2 separate regions of the Homo sapiens genome follow, and region 1 is linked to region 2. Evidence: chromatin loops called from intact Hi-C (ENCODE). Cell type or tissue: dorsolateral prefrontal cortex. All regions are shown on one strand. Each heading gives the region's core, and the rest is flanking DNA. Links, peaks and the distances in the headings are about the cores only.

Region 1 (8,646 bases), core at 372-8,371, 64 kb before region 2:
ATGGAAAAGAGTGAGGAGAGGAAGGGGAAGCCAAGCGCTGAATAAATTGGCATGTCAACAAAGGATGGAGAAGAGAACATTAGCGCGAAAAAGAATGGGAGCTGGAGAGTCCCCAAGCACAGAAGCTGGGGAAATGAAGGGACAAATTCAGGAAGGAATGTTATTTAAAATGTGTGCACATCTGAGGAGCAAAAAAAACAGAAGAGTGGCACAAAAGGCCAAGCCAGAGGGGGAAGCCTGGGAGCAGAAGTTGAGAGGGGGACTCTTTCAGGCAAGTGTAATAGCAAGGATACAGCAATGACCCAAGCACCAAGTCTGTTTTTCCTTAAAGTGAAATCTATGCTGTTCTGAAAGTATATGACTAAAAACCTGCTATATCCATGAGGCAGGAGGCTGGAAGCTGGGGCAGAGTGGCAGCCTGGGGCCAGAGATGCACAGACACCCATGTGAACAGCTCCTGACAGGGAGGGGTGGGGGTCTGAGCTGCCAAGCTCTGCCTGGGAGATCTGTTTACTTTTTCATGCCCAGATCTTGAGGGGCACTTTTGGCAATGTTTACTGGGGACCCAGACCTCACTCTTGGTCTCCCACAGTGCTAAGACAGGGGCAAAAGGCTCAGGGTGACCGTCTACTGACTAGGAGGCTTGGAAATATCTGAAATCTCTTTAACCCCAGGTTCCCTTAGTGGCTGCATTCTCTGATGAACACTTTTAGTAGTTGAATCCACAGAGGGCAAACTCAACGCTTCTGGGTACTGCTGCTGTAAAAACCAGGAGAATAATGAGAATTTATTGCAATTATTCTTTGACTAAGCATGGTATTTGTTCAGAAGAAACACTTTAATAAGTCATTTAAGGTGGTTGCTAGCACATAGCCTCATGCACAAGGACTGTGTATCGTTACACAGAAGGAAGATGGTGAGATGCTACACCCTGCCAAAGTAGCTCCCCGACCATCTACGCAAATGTTTAGTAAAAGTCTATGAAACCTCACAAAACTGTGGCGCGAGTAAACTTTTTTTCTGGGACCAGAACAGAGGCTGTATCTTGCTCCTAAGATGAAGTGGGGGTGGGGGAGTGAAATTATCAGCTCATGTGAATACAGGAGTCAGGGACAGCTCTGCTGACTCCTGGAGCCCCATGAGCAAAGCACTACCTCAGACATCTGGGCATATGGGGCCTGGGTATCTATCAATCAACCAACCAATCAATCAGAAATCCAACCAATGGGAATTTATGAGGCTCTGGCTTTATGCTGGGCTCATATGAAAGCACATATGGCAGATACAAATTACAGGAAATGAACGGCATTCAAGAAGTTTACAATCAAACCTGGGCACCAAACTCAAACCAAAAAAGGGGTTTAAAATGTGTGTTCATGACTATGAGTACCATAGAGATCAGAGACTCAGGGAGACCAACAAAGTTGCAAGTAGTCATAGTTTAAGGAGGAGATGGCTTGGAAGCAGGGAAGTATGATCAGTCTTTACAGAGAAACAGATGGGAAGCGGAGGATTCCAGGGAAGCATAGAGGCAGGTACGAGGAGTCAGGGACACGTGTGGCGAATGTGAGGGGCTCTCGGTCTTGCTGGCATGAAACTGGGTGATTCTGGGACCTAAGCATCAAGAGAGGTGAGAGGGAGATTCAAGGTCAAAACAGTCTCCATAGCTCAGAGAAGGAGGACTGCCCGCTAAGCAAACATGCTCACACCCCAGATAGAGTGAGTTTTCAGAGCAGAAGAGCTGAGGAAGCTTTTTATGTGATTTATAACGGTCTGTGACCCCAGACAGCGGCACACCCCAGCCCCCAAATGCCACTGCAGAGAGCAGAGATGTGCTTTTTCATAAAAATGTTATTTTACTTTAATGCAAAAGTCAGGAAAATTAATCTGGGCCAAAAGGAGAATTTCTTGTAGAGACCTCTGGTTTCCCCATAAATTCTCCCCAAGTGCTCCCAGGCCACAGCGCCCCTGCTTCCAGTCTGCAGTCTGTTGGTATTCAGCCTCTGCCCTGGACCAGGAAATTACCAATTCCAGTCTCACACAAGGAATTAAGGTTGGAACAATACAGTATTTTACAATCCAGTACAAGCTGCATTTATCCAGAGCTTTTCATGCATGGCATCTTAAAGTTCTTTATGACCCTTTTTCTTAAAAAAAAAAAAAAAAAAAAAGGAAAAAAAGGAATTTAAAAGAGAAAACCTTCTAAAAACCCAAACCCCCACTGAACTAAATGAGCCATTCAGAGTGAATAGGACTTAACAGTGGCCTTCAGAATAGGAACAGAGGTCCCACTCGGATGGAACAAGAACAACAGAATCAAAGGAAAGTACAGCTCAGAGAAGGCTGCACAAGGCCTGAAATGTACCCCTCGGCCCTTGGGGCACTGATGGGCTCTGCGATCTGTGACTGGCACAACCAGCTTTGGATGGGGATCAGAAGATGGGGATGTGGTCCCCATGATTCAGTGAGTGCAGAGGGGACAAGAAGGTCACCTTTTGGCTCTGAAGATAGTCAGCACCAGCCTCAACATTTGTTCTCCCCACTTGGCGAATACCCTCCCCAAAGGCCACTAGACTAGGAAAGGAAGTGGCTATATTATGTGCCTTTGGATTCCAATCCTAATCCTAGCTCCTTCTCAGGTACCCAGAGCCCTCATGCTACATTCTGCTACAGCCCCAGCTATGCTTGCCCTTCTTGGAAATCCCTCATGTTTTGAACAACCACCACACACCTCTTCTTTCCCCCTCTTGTTGCAGTCTCTCATTGCCTGAGGTAGTACCCAGAGTCCTTTGTCTCATGACCAAGAAAGTTAAGGAGTGCAGACACCAAGGTTGGAGCGAAAGTTTAATAAGTGAAAGAAGAAAGCTCTCCACTGCCGAGAGGGGACCTGAAAGAGGGTTGTTGTTTTACAATTGAATGCAAAGGTTTTAATAAAACACTGATGAGAGCTGGGCATCTTATTTATATAAGGTGCGAATTTCGGGTAGCTATACCCCTCTCTCCTAGTGCACGTGCAGGCCCTTAGTTTGAGTTACTCCATATTGCTTTGTTCGCCTTACTGTGCATGTGTCAGGAGATGGAATTTTCCATTGCGGGCATGTCTGGGCAAGTCACCTGTGTAGCCTTTCTTATCTGTATGTCTGTGGGCATGTCTTAGGTAAGCCCCACTGTGCAAGTTCCCTTATCTGTGCCTGCAGGGTGTTTGTTTGAAAGAATTTAACCGAGGACTCACCCTAACTGCCTGCTGACTGGTTTCTTTCTTTCCCCTCTCTCACTCTCACCCTGCTTCCAACCCCCTTGCTCTTCCCCGGGTCCTGTGTTTTGCAGAGAGCCAGCTCTCTGCTTGGCCCAATCTTATAAATTCATTCTTTTAGTGGTGTTTTGGGATGACAATTATTCAAAAAGATGCTTATCTCAAAAACTGTATTTTCATGTTAAACAGATCTCCAATGTTGTCACTAGAGACCTGAACTATCCAGGGAGGTAGAAGATGCTCAAAGTAGATGTTGCTGACTAGAGATTTTCAGAGTTGCCTTGGTGTACTAGAGGCCAGTGAAGGTGTTTATCCATGCACAGAGGAAATGTGAATAAGTTGTCTTGGGCTGCTGCCAAAGTAAAACTATCGGCCTCATGAGTCAATCCATGGGCAACCCAGCTACTTTACATTCACAAGTTCAGGTTTTGGGTTTTGCTGTTGTTGTTGTTTCCATCTTTGTTTTTGTTTGTTTTTTTATTTCCTGCTTCTGTGTAGGAATGAAGCTTCAGAATGAGGTGAGATCATTTCTCTAAAAAATTAAAGAAATTACTTTTTTTTTTTTTGAGACAGAGTCTCACTCTGTCATCCAGGCTGGAGTGCAATGGTGTGATCTCGGCTCACTGCAACCTCTGCCTCCTGGGTTCAAGCGATTCTCCTGCCTCAGTCTCCCAAGTAGCTGGAATTACAGGTACCTGCCACCATGCTTGGCTAATTTTTTGTATTTTTAGTAGAGACAGGGTTTGACCATGTTGGCCAGGCTGGTCTCGAGCTCCCGAGGTCAGGTGATCCACCCGCCTTGGCATCCCAAAGTGCTGGGATTACAGGTGTGAGCCACTGTGCCTGGCCAAGAAATTACTTTTTTAAAAAAAGTTTGAAAAGCTTTTAAAACACAGTTTTAAAAATGATGACACCTGCTTCCCAGTGATTTCATGACCAGTAATAAGATAATGCCTGTAAGACACAGAGCATGGTGTTTGACAGAGTAGGAGCTCAACAGCTGCTGATTCCCACACTCCTGTTTTCTTGCCCCATTTCCCTCTCCACCCCTTAAATCCTTTGCTCCCATCTTGCACTTGTCCCATGTTCTTTAACACTTTGCACAATACATTCCGGAGAGCGTTCTCCAGAGCCCCTGCGAATGGGCAGTGTGAGCAGCAGCATGGGAGGGCAATCAGCCCTGGGGTTGGAGACTCTAACCAGTTGTGCGACCTTGGACGATTCCTTTCACCTCTCTGCTGCTCTGTCTCACCATCTGTAAAATGAGCTCATTGAATGAGGTGGTATCTAAGGTCCTTCATGGGTCTAACGCACCAGGTTTTGTGACAAGTTTTACAACAATATCATTAACTAAGTTTAACCACTCTGAATTATGACACTATTGTTCTTTAAACTTCTCAACCCCTTCAGTCTCAAACACAGTCATTGTTGGCTCTATCCTATGCATACTAAGACACCAAAAATGCGATTTGGAAACAAAGGCCAAGAGAATCACAGGCAACCAGAATGTACTGCAAGATTAGTGTGTGTGATTTGCTGAAACCCATGTCCACGTGGGCCCACAGCTAACAAGTAACAAGATAATGGAGATTATGAGCTAAGCTAGTCTCTAGTACTAACTATTGTCCCTAGGGCAGAAGGAACCAGCAACCCCCAGTCTCCTCCTGACAGCTTCTGTCAGTCTCCTACTGACATAAGAAATGGAGGGAATGGAAACCAAAGTTGGTGGAATCGTGTTGGAGACATGGCAAACACCCTCCATCATTTATGCACCTCCAGTCTGACTTCCAACTGCCAATGCACACCTTTGCCTGAAGGTTTTCACTGTGCCCAGTGCCTACTCTGCCTGGGCACACAGCAGCTGGAATTGATAACCCCCCAGAAGCAGTCTGTTGCCACACTCTGGCTCCTTAACGCTTTGGATGGGGTAGTGCTGGGGTAGGTATTCTTCACTGGCTCCTGGAGTTGCCCTGCAGCTCACGCCCCAGTTGCCCAAAGTGGTGATTTGCTGAATGAGGCATTCTTTGTTGGCTGCTTTCCCTTGCCCGTCCCACTTCCTCATTCTCTTACTGGTGTTTCCTGGGATCACTTCCCAAATAAACTATTTTGACTCAAATCCGTGTTTCAGAGCTTGCTTCTGGTGGGGATCCAAAATGAGAGAAATGGTTCCGCTTCTAAAGATATAGCTTTGTTCTACAGTTGATCCAAGTAGCTCATTTATTCATTCAACAAATATTTGTTTTGCTCCTACAAGAGCAGGCACTGAATCAAGCACTGAAAAGCTACACACACGCGTTCTGTGAAAGATCAGTAGATGGGTCCTTGGCTGAGAATGTCCCATGACAGGCAGAGTTAGCTGAGACGAGGGAAAGGATTATGGGACTACCGTGATGTACTGGCCTGCTGAGTATCTGAAGATGAAAGACCTAGCCCTGAGAGTCTAATTCAACACCCACCATCCTCCCCAGCCCCCGATACACAAACACCTCTTTAAGATGTGAGGCATGAAAAGGCAGTCCTGGCACATTTTGCTCAGGAAAATGTGTAGCAGGAATAAAGAACCACCCTGCATTCTTTGTTTGTCCAGGTGCCTGTTCACATCAGAGGCGCTTGCAGGGTCTGACCTGCTCCAGGGGCTCCTCTGGGCCTTTGAAGCCAGCAGCCTTTCTGGCCATGAATCCTGCCCAGCAGCCTGGGAAATGGATGTTGCTCCAAGAGTGCGCCCCTGCATGTCACAGACAGCACTGTACCCCGGAGGGGCAAAAGGAAGTGTGCAGACCTCACTGTGCCCTTTAGGGTCTCAAGGAGAACCCATGAGTTTTAAAGAGAAACATCACATAAAAGTGACAGGGCTTCAGAGTCAAGAACCTGAGGACTCAAGCAGCTGAATAAATGGTGTCCACATATTCACCAGCCTGTCCCGTCACCTCCCAGGAGGCCCCCAGGGTTGTGGCGGATGAGGTCTGGCCTCAGGGATTCCTCCCATGGCTGTGTCCAAGGCGCCAGAGAGGGCCTTCTTCCCTTTCTCCGTGCCGCAGAGGAAGCTGACTGGGGACATGTCTGCACTGTTTGTGTGGGGTGCTTGTTCCAACCCCGTTCTGGAATTTCTTCTTAGATTTACGCAAGCCAAAATGACATTCTCTACCCTCAATTTCAATAGACATCAGTAACTGGGATCATGAATTGGGCTAAAAGCTGATGAAATTTAGTATTCAGATCAAATAACAAGTGTCCATTGAAGCACATTTTTAAAATTACCAACATAATATTGTTGTAGGAAAACCCGGGTTATTGTCAAACTAGCAGGAAAGATTATGCAGATACTTTGAAGGGTGAGGGGGCCAGAATTTATCGGGTGAAAACGAGAAACAACACAGCAAAGCGAGAGAGGAGTTCCTGTTAACAGGCCCTCATCTCACAGACTAATTCCCAGGTTCCCACGCAGGAACACTAGGGGCCAGGCTCCTCCCCGCCGCAAGGCGCAAACTTCTGTGGTTCCACCCCGTCTTCTCCCAGTGCGCAGGCCTGTCGGAGATTCTCCAGAGAACCTTTTATACTTGGATGTCTCAATAAGTAATTTGAAAAAGAACAAATTGTCTTTCCATCTGCTTCTTTTCTTAAGTGGCTCTAACCTACTTCTTTTAAGTTTGCCCTAAAGCCAGATTGTCTTGTGATTGGCCGCACCAAGAAGGCCTGGAGCAGAGAGAGTGGGATTCACGGCTGAGCCTCTTCTGTCACCAACTCCATTGCACCACAGACCTGGGAGTTGTCATTCTACTGCTGACTGCCACATTAAAGACGAGATGATCCTAGCAGGAATCTGTATTTCTCTTGATGAGAAAATGGAAATATTGTATTATGTTCAGAAATTAAGTGTGAACACTTACTAATAGATTAAGTGACATTTATTCAATGCTTCTTTTTTGTTTCTTTGTTTTTTTTGTTTTTTTGTTTTTTTTTTTTGAGATGGAGTCTCACTCTGTCGCCCAGACTGGAGTGCAGTGGCGTGATCTCGGCTCACTGCAACCTCCGCCTCCTGGGACGGATTCTTCTGTCTCAGCCTCCCAAGTAGCTGGGACTACAGGCGCACGCCACCACACCTGGCTAATTTTTGTATTTTGTATTTTTTTTTAGTGGAGACGGGGTTTCACCATATTGGCCAGGCTGGTCTCAAACTCCTGACGTTGTGATCCGCCCGCCTCAGCCTCCCAAAGTGCTGGGATTACAGGCGTGAGCCACCACGCCCGGTCTATTCAATGCATTTTATTTTAGAAATTAAAGATCAAATATTTAACAAATATTTGATGGGTAATAAAGTTTCATGTTAATGAAAAGATGGTACAAGAGGAGTGGGTGAAAACAGGAAATACAGCTCAGAATTCCAGTTGTATTTCTCCCAGTAGGAGCATGAATGCTGACTGTGTGCCATGATTTTCAGGTAAAACAAAATGAAATAAGACATTCTTCCAACTCAGAAAGCTTACAACTCAGGGAGGTAAAGAGACTAAGGCAAATATCAAAATAGTACAGTATATGGCTGGGTGCGATGGCTCAAACCTGTAATCCTAGCACTTTGGGAGGCCAAGGCAGGCACTGATCACTGGAGGTCAGGAGTTCTAAACCAGCCTGGCCAACGTAGTGAAACCTCATCTCTACAAAAATAAAGAAAAAATAATAAATAAAATAAAATAAAAAATAAATAAATAAAAAATTAGCCGAGAATGGTGGTGCACTCCTGTAATCCCAGCTACTCAGGAGGCTGAGGCAGGAGAATCGCTTGAACCCAGCAGGCAGAGGTTGCACTGAGCCAAGATTGCACCACTGCACTCCAGCCTGGGTGACAGAGCAGGACTCCATCTCAAAAAAAAAAAGAAAAGAAAAGAAAAAACACATAGCTGGGCGCAGTGGCTCACGCCTGTAATCCCAGCACTTTGGGAGGCCAAGGTTGGTGGATCATCTGAGGTCAGGAGTTTGAGACCAGCCTGGCCAACATGGTGAAACCCCATCTCCACTAAAAATACAAAAATTAGCCAGACATGGTGGTGTGTGCCTGTAATCCCAGCTACTTGGGAGGCTGAGGCACAAGAATCGCTTGAACCTGGAAGGCAGAGGTTGTAGTGAGCTGAGATCGGGCCACTGCACTCCAGCCTGGGTGACAGTGAGACTCCCTCTAACAAAAAAAAAAAAAGTACAGTATTAGGACTATAATAAGTGTCATAAAAGAATAGCCATCAAAGCAATGTGGGAATTCAGGAGAGGTAGAGATCATCTTGGTTGTGGGTGATTCATTCATTCAATAAACAGTACCTAGTATGGCCAGTTCAATGTGTAAGACATTGAACTGCAAAGTGAACTAAACAGACCCGCCCTCATGGAGCTCACAAGCTAGCAGG
Region 2 (8,646 bases), core at 307-8,306:
TAAAAGCACTGGGTGGGTGGAAACCCCATAAGTAACCATGTGCTGAGGGCGACCTTTTTTCTTTTAGGACTAGGCTGAAAGGTCAGGAGCTGGGGGCAGGGGCAGCAGATCAGGGAGGCTGTCATTCCTGAACAAATATGGTAGGATAATTAGGCTGAGTGCCCCTAAGCACTGAATGACATTGCTGAAGTCAGGAAAGTCTTCATGGACGTAGTCAGAAGGCTGTGTCTGTCTAGAATGGGCTCAGAAAACTACAGCTACAGCCAGACCTGTGAGCCAAATCCAGCCCACAGCTTTCCTTTTGTATAGTCATGAACGAGAATGTCTCTTATATATTTGCAAGGCTGTAAACAAAACAAAGACTATGATAGGGACTATTTGTGGACCTCAAAGCCTAAAATATTTGCTATCTGGCCCTTTACAGAGTAAGTTTGCCAACAGTCTGGTCTAGAATTCACCCATGACTCCCATAAGAAAGCCATAGGTCAATGAACATGAAGCTAGAATAAAAAACATTGTGAGTTTGCAATGGCTCCACTTGCAATTTTATGGCCTTTGTGTAACTCTTTAAAGCAGACATACCTTACTCTTTGGGAACAAAGTTTCAGTATTTGGTTGGAAAGAAGGGAAATGGAAAATAACCTTCTGTTTCCCAACTTTACACCTTCTGATTTAGTAAGTCTCCAGGTACTTTGTGAGTTCTTTCCAGGCAGATTCTGTGAGAATGAACAGCTTCAAAGATGTTTCCAAGAGTGGGTATGAGAGATCTTAATCATAAGAAAGAAAATATTAATGCCTATTGCATATCAGAAACTGTCACATCTCCTGAATCAAAAATTCCATGCAGCCTGCCTCCATTTAACAGATAACTCACTAGATCTCAAAAGGGTTGCCCAAGATCAAACAGCAGGTAAAAGGCAAACTTGGGATGCAATTCTTGGTTTTCTGATTAAAAATCCAGTGTTCCTTTTCCTATACTCTACTCAAGATAATGAATTTGAAAGTGTTTCAGATGGAGAATCCAAAATCCAGGGGCCCAGCTAGTCCCTGGTCCCTCAGCTGATTAAAGAGGGTATCAGACTAGAGGATTATAAGGCCTCACCCAGCTCCATCCTTCTGTGATTATTTTTGAGAAATGATGTAAATAAAATAGAAGGGGAAGCTCAGCTCAGGTATGCAATTTATGCTTCTGGCTTGTCAAATTTCCTTGAGGTATGAGGTCAGTGGGGGTAAAGGGAACATGGCCAGACTCATTTAAGAGAGAGATGCATGACCAATTTCTGCATGCAAAAGGCCTCCAAAGCTGCAGGCATGGCAGCCTGACTCAACAAAGACTTCCTCCCACTCAAACACATGTAAATACTGGATAAATATTTTAAAAAGCTAAAATACCTAGCTTGAAAGAAACCCAAGATAATTCCCAGGTGCCAGACACAAAAAGAAAATTTAAACTCAGAGACATAAGCTTCAACTAACACAAGAAGGACCAGGAAAGAATCAGGCCTGGATACGGGCCCTACAGTAAATTTGGCCTGGAGGCTGCTCGGGCTGGAACTTATACCTCTGTTTAAAACTGGGACTCTCAAAAATACTTCCAGGACTTGAGAGGGTAACTAGAACTTTGTTTACTGCCTGGGGATGACAGGAAGCAAGCTATCTTTTCTGGACTGTGGGTGGGAAAAAATATATACATCCTGTGAAAAGCCCCAAACCTAACCTGGGTATGGAGTATGAATTTAAGCTATCTACATGTTATAAGAATCTCAAGCAAGATATTAACATCATTACTGGCCCATAACCAGTGGAGCCACAGGAATCTAGAGAGAAGTGATATCAAACTGCTCCGTAAGGAGTTATCTGTAACCCAGAGTATACAGGACTCTCACTAGAAGGAGAAAAAGCTTATAGTAAATAATTACTAACCATATGATTAAAAAGTATCAGCAAGGAGCATCAGCTGATACAACACATGGAAAAATAATGAGGCTGAAAGCTAGAAATAATGAAATAATCTCAAAGATGCTGAAAATAAGTATGTTTCAAGAAGACATAATAAACACATCAAAATGATAGGATTCTTAAAAAGCAAGCAAAGGACTTAAAGATAATCAAATTGAACTTTTTTAACAGAAAAATGTAATCATTCAAATTTTAAACTCAAATTAAATAGCAGATTAAATGCACTTAAAAAGAACTAGTGAGCTGGTAGATTGATTTGAGAAAATCATCCAGTATGAAACACAGAAAGATAATAACATAGAAAATCTTAAAGAGAGTTTGAGAGCCATGGAGGGTCGACTGACAAATTCCAACCTGATTGAACTATAAATTCTAGAAGAGAATGGAGGGAAGGGGGTTAGAAACAACTCAAAGAAATAATGGCTGGGAATTTTTCAGAATTGAAGAAAGCCCCTGAATTCCAAGTAGGATAAAACAAAACAAAACAAAACCAACAAAAAGCTCACAAAACTACATACGTTGGAGCCAAATTTTTAAACAAGAAATAAACTCTTAAAAGCACCTGAAATAAGACAGGCACAGAAAGACAAACATCACATGTTCTCACTTATTTGTGTGATCTAAAAATCAAAGCAACTGAACTCATGGACATAGAGAATAGAAGGATGGTTACCAGAAGCTAAGAAGGGTATTGGGGGCTGTCGGGGAGGTGGGGATGGTTAATGTGTACAAAATAAATTAGAAAGAATAAATAAGACCTACTATTTCATAGCACAACTGGGTGACTATAGTCAGCAATAATGTAATTGGACATTTTAAAATAACTTAGTAATTGGATAGCTTGCAATTCAATGGATAAAAGCTTGAGGGGATGGATACCCCATTCTTCCTGATGTGCTTATTTCACGTTGCATGCCTGTATCAAAACATGTCATGTATCCCATAAATATATGCACTTACTATGTATCTACAAAAATTAAAAATAAAAAAGCACCTGAAAAAAGATATGACACCTAAAAAGAAATGACAATTAGGCTGACCAGAGAATTATTATTAGCAACAATAGAAGAGTTTCTCTTATACCCAACTAAACTAAAAATATTTTCAAAAACTAAAGCTAAAAAAAGTTTACCATTGACATCTATTGCTGAAAAAACTACTAATCTGATGTACTTCAGAAAAAATATAATTGAACTCAAAACAGGGTGTGAAGCAAGAAGAAATAATGAGCAGACAGGTTAATCAAAAGCATTGATTTAAAACAGCAAGATCATCTAATCCAGAAGAGCCAAAAGCAAGCAAAACTAAAATACTAAGGAAACATAACATGGAAGATTGAAGGGGCAGTTTTAAATCTTTGTATATTGGGGAGGGGAAACAAAGAAATATTGACCAGTAAAGTATGCATGATAGAATTTTTACTGTAACTAATAAAATATTTGAAATAGAAGGAATACGTTCAAGCCAATAGAAGGAGATGAAGGAGTGTTGTAATGAAAACAAACAAAATAATAAAAGAAAAAAGGAAGATGAAGAGGAAAAATAAAAGCACATGGACAGAGTTCTTGGAGGTCTAGTTTCTGGTTCAAATTCAAAACTCATCCCAGCCCCTGTTGAGGTTGGGCGCCACCTGGTGGTGATCATCTACTCTGGCTTGAATATTGATGGGTGGTTTCTGAGTCCAGGAACTGGCTGGGGACCCACTCTCTGCCTCCACTGCCTGCCATTTCTCCTCTGCCTAGTCCTCTTCCACATACGTAGAAGATGAAGACTTTAATTCACCTCCTGATTAAGAACAAGGGCTGGGCAGACCGTGGGAGCTCATCACCGACTGCGTTAGACCAAAATTTGTGTTTTGACCAGGAGTTATGACATTCAAAGAAATAATAAAAGCTCAAAATTTATGATTGAATATTCAACTCCAGGAGTTAAAAAAAAATGAACAGGGTAACCCAAGGAAAGCAGAATGAAAGAAATGACAAAGGTAAGTAAGGATTCAATGAGTTAGAAAATAAACAACAGATGTCAAGAAAATCTAAGTTTTTCTTAAAAGGTAACTAAATTAACACCTGGCACAGAAAAAAGTATACACAATTAAAAATGTTAAAACGGAGCATAATTGGGGATGTTCCAAGATGGCCAAAAAGGAACAGCTCCGGTCTGCAGTTCCCAGCATGATCAATGCAGAAGACGGGTGATTTCTGCATTTCCAACTGAGGTACCTGGTTCATCTCATTGGAACTGGTTGGACAGTGGGTGCAGCCCACAGAGGGCAAGCTGAAGCAGGGTGGGGCATAGCCTCACCCAGGAAGTGCAAGGGGTCGGGGGATTTCCCTTTCCAAGCCAAGGGAAGCCGTGACAGATTTCCCTTGGCTAGGAAAAGCCAAGAAAACAGGACCTGGAAAAACAGGACACTCCTGCCAAAATACTGCACTTTTCCCAAGGTCTTAGCAACTGGCAGACAAGGAGGTTCTCTCCCGTGCCTGGCTCCATGGGTCCCACACCCACAGAGCCTTGCTCACTGCTAGCACAGCAGTCTGAGATCAAACTGCAAGGCAGCAGCCTGGCTGGGGAAGGGGCATCCGCCATTGCAGAGACTTGAGTAGGTAAACAAAGCAGCCAGGAAACTCGAAATGGGTGGAGCCCACTGCAGTTCAACAAGGCCCACTGCCTCTAGACTCCACCTCTGTGGGCAGAGCATAGCTGAACAAAAGGCAGCAGACAACTTCTGCTAACTTTAACATCCCTGTCTGACAGCTCTGAAGAGAGCAGTGGTTCTCCCAGCACGGCATTTGAGCTCTGACAACGGACAGACTGCCTCCTCAAGTGGGTCCTGACCCCCATGTGGCCTAACTGGGAGATACCTCCCAGTAGCAGCTGACAGACACTTCATATAGGTGGCTGCCCCTCTGGGATGAAGCTTCCAGAGGAAGGATCAGGCAGCAATATTTGCCGTTCTGCAGCTTCCGCTGGTGATACCCAGGCAAACAGGGTCTGGAGTGAACCTCCAGCAAACTCCAACACACCTGCACCTGAGGGACCTGACTATTAGAAGGAAAACTAACAAAACAGAAAGGAATAGCATCAACATAAACAAAAAGGTCATCTACACCAAAACCCCATCTGTAGATCACCAACATCAAAGACCAAAGGCAGAGAAAACCACAAAGTTGGGGAGAAACCAGAGCAGAAAAGCTGAACATTCTAAAAATCAGAGCACCTCTTCTCCTCCAAAGGATTGCAGCTCCTCGCCAGCAACGGAACAAAGCTGGACAGAGAATGACTTTGATGAGTTGGCAGAAGTAGGCTTCAGAAGGTCAGTAATAACAAACTTCTCTGAGCTAAAGGAGGATGTTCGAACTTATTGCAAGGAAGCTAAAAACCTGGAAAAAAGATTAGACGAATGGCTAACGAGAATAAACAGTGTAAAGAAGACCTTAAATGACCTGATGGAGCTGAAAACCATGGCACGAGAACTTCATGACTTATGCACAAGCTTCAATAGCCAATTCAGTCAAGTGGAAGAAAGGGTATCAGTGATTGAAGATCAAATTAATGAAATAAAGGGAGAAGAGAAATTTAGAAAAAAAAGAGTAAAAACAAATGAACAAAGCCTCCAAGAAATATGGGACTATGTGAGAAGACCAAATCTACATTTGATTGGTGTACCTGAAAGTGATGGGGAGAATGGAATCAAGTTGGAAAACACTCTTCAGGATATTATCCAGGAGAACTTCCCCAACTTAGCAAGGCAGGCCAGCATTCAAATTCAGGAAATACAGAGAACACCACGAAGATACTCCTCAAGAAGTGCAACCCCAAGACACATATTTGTCAGATTCACCAAGGTTGAAATGAAGGAAAAAGTGTTAAGGGCAGCCAGAGAGAAAGGTCAGGTTACCCACAAAGGGAAGCCCATCAGACAAACAGCAGATCTCTAGGCAGAAACCCTACAAGCCAGAAGAGAGTAGGTGCTAATATTTAACATTCTTAAAGAAAAGAATTTTCAACCCAGAATTTCATATCCAGCCAAACTAAGCTTCATAATTGAAGAAGAAATAAAATCCTTTATAGACAAGCAAATGCTGAGAGATTTTGTCACCACCAGGCCTGCCTTACAAGAGCTCCCCAAGAAAGCACTAAACATGGAAAGAAACAACCAGTAACAACCACTGCAAAAACATGCCAAATTGTAAAGACCATCAATGCTATGAAGAAACTGCATCAATTAACAGGCAAAATAACTAGCAAACATCATAACGACAGGATCAAATTCACACATAACAATCTTAACCTTAAATGTAAATGGGTTAAATGCTCCAATTAAAAGACACAGACTGGCAAATTGGATAAACAGTCAAGACCCATCAGTGTGCTGTATTCAGGAGACCCATCTCACATGCAAAGACACACATAGGCTCAAAATAAAGGGATGGAGGAAGATCTACCAAGCAAATAGAAAGCAAAAAAAAACAGGGGTTGCAATCCTAGTCTGATAAAACAGACTTTAAACTAACAAAGATCAAAAGTGACAAAGAAGGCCATTACATAATGGTAAAGGGTTCAATACAACAAGAAGAGCTAACTATCCTAAATATATATACACCTAATACAGGAGCACCCAGATTCATAAAGCAAGTCTTTAGAGACCTACAAAAGAGACTTAGGCTCCCACACAATAATAATGGGAGATTTTAACATCCCACTCTCAATATTAGACAGATCAATGAGATAGAAGGTTAACAAGGATATCCAGGACCTGAACTCAGCTCTGCAACTAGCAGACCTAATAGACCTCTACAGAACTCTCCACCCCAAATCAACAGAGTGTACATTCTTCTCAGCACCACATCACACTTATTCTAAAATTGAGCACATAATTGGAAGTAAAGCACTCCTCAGCAAATGTAAAAGAACAGAAATCACAACAAACTATCTCTCAGACCATGGTGCAATCAAATTAGAACTCAGGATTAAGAAACTCACTCAAAACCTCACAACTACATGGAAACTGGACAACTTGCTTCTGAATGAATACTGGGTTAAATAATGAAATGAAGACAGAACTAAAGATGTTCTTTGAAACGAATGAGAAAAAGACACAACATACCAGAATCTCTGGGACACATTTAAAGCAGTGTGTAGAGGGAAATTTATAGCACTAAATGCCCACAAGAGAAAGCAGGAAAGATCTAAAATCGACACCCTAACATCACAATTAAAAGAACTATAGAAGCAAGAGCAAACAAATTCAAAAGCTAGCAGAAGGCAAGAAATAACTAAGACCAGAGCAGAACTGAAAGAGACAAAGATACAAAAAAACCCTTCAAAAAATCAATGAATCCAGCAGCTGGTTTTTTGAAAAGATCAACAAAATTGATAGACCACTAGCAAGACTAATAAAGAAGAAAAGAGAGAAGAATCAAATAGATGCAATAAAAAATGATAAAGGGGATATCACCACTGATCCCACAGAAATACAAACTACCATCAGAGAATACTATAATCACCTCTACACAAACCAGAAAATCTAGAAGAAATCAATAAATTCCTGGACAGATACACCCTCCCAAGACGAAACCAGAAGACGTGGAATCTCTGAATAGACCAATAACAGGCTCTGAAATTGAGGCAATAATTAATAGTCTACCAACCAAAAAAAGTCCAGGACCAGAAGGATTCACAGCCAAATTTTACTAGAGGTACAAAGAGGAGCTGGCACCATTCCTTCTGAAACTATTCCAATTAATAGAAAAGGAGGGAATCCTCCCTAACTCATTTTATGAGACCAGCATCATCCTGATACCAAAGCCTGGCAGAGACACAACAAAAAAGAGAATTTTATACCAATATCCCTGATGAACATCGATGCAAAAATCCTCAACAAAATACTGGCAAACCGAATCCAGCAGCACATCAAAAAGCTTAACCACCACGATCAAGTCGGCTTCATCCCTGGGATGCAAGGCTGGTTCAACATACGCAAATCAATAAATGTAATCCATCACATAAACAGAACTAACGAGAAAAACCACATAATTATCTCAATAGATGCAGAAAAGGCCTTCGACAAAACTCAACAGTCCTTCATGCTAAAAACTCTCAATAAACTAGGTACTGATGTAACGTATCTCAAAATAGTAACAGCTACTTATGACAAACCCACAGCCAATATCATACTGAATAGGCAAAAACTGGAAGCATTCCCTTTGAAAACCGGCACAAGACAAGGATGCCCTCCCTCACCACTCTTATTCAACATAGTGTTGGAAGTTCTGGCCAGGGCAATCAGGAAAGAGAAAGAAATAAAGGGTATTCAATTAGGAAAACAGGAAGTCAAATTGTCCCTGTTTGCAGATGACATGATTGTATATTTAGAAAACCCCATCATCTTAGCCCAAAATCTCTGCAAGCTGTAGCAACTTCAGCAAAGTCTCAGGATACAAAATCAATGTGCAAAAATCACAAGCATTCCTATACTCCATTAACAGACAATCAGAGAGCCAAATCATGAGTGAACTCCCATTCATAATTGCTACAAAGAGAATAAAATACCTAGAAATCCAACTTACAAGGGATGTGAAGGACCTCTTCAAGGAGAACTACAAACCACTGCTCGAGGAAATAAGAGAGGACACAAACAAATGGAAGAATATTCCATTCTCATGGATAGGAAGAATCAATATT

The links. Peaks named below come from ENCODE experiments on the same cell type or tissue, not always from the same donor. Only the 100,000 strongest peaks of a DNase experiment are listed, where the experiment ranks them.
Region 1: a loop joins it to region 2, with 1.9 times the contacts of the local background. A loop is called at or near these places in 4 of 110 quality-filtered maps.

What each region holds. Positions count from the first base shown.
Region 1 is chr5:36,439,414-36,448,059 of GRCh38, forward strand. No RefSeq gene overlaps it. Among named protein-coding and RNA genes, the nearest start is that of RANBP3L, 140 kb to the left of the region's middle. RefSeq lists an enhancer at 2,643-3,842. In dorsolateral prefrontal cortex, for the core only: no CTCF peak of the experiment used is centred there; DNase peaks (open chromatin) are centred at 1,961 and 5,268; H3K27ac peaks cover 6,599 bases.
Region 2 is chr5:36,503,937-36,512,582 of GRCh38, forward strand. No RefSeq gene overlaps it. Among named protein-coding and RNA genes, the nearest start is that of SLC1A3, 98 kb to the right of the region's middle. In dorsolateral prefrontal cortex, for the core only: CTCF peaks have their summits at 3,593 (motif pointing left) and 3,795; a DNase peak (open chromatin) is centred at 3,605.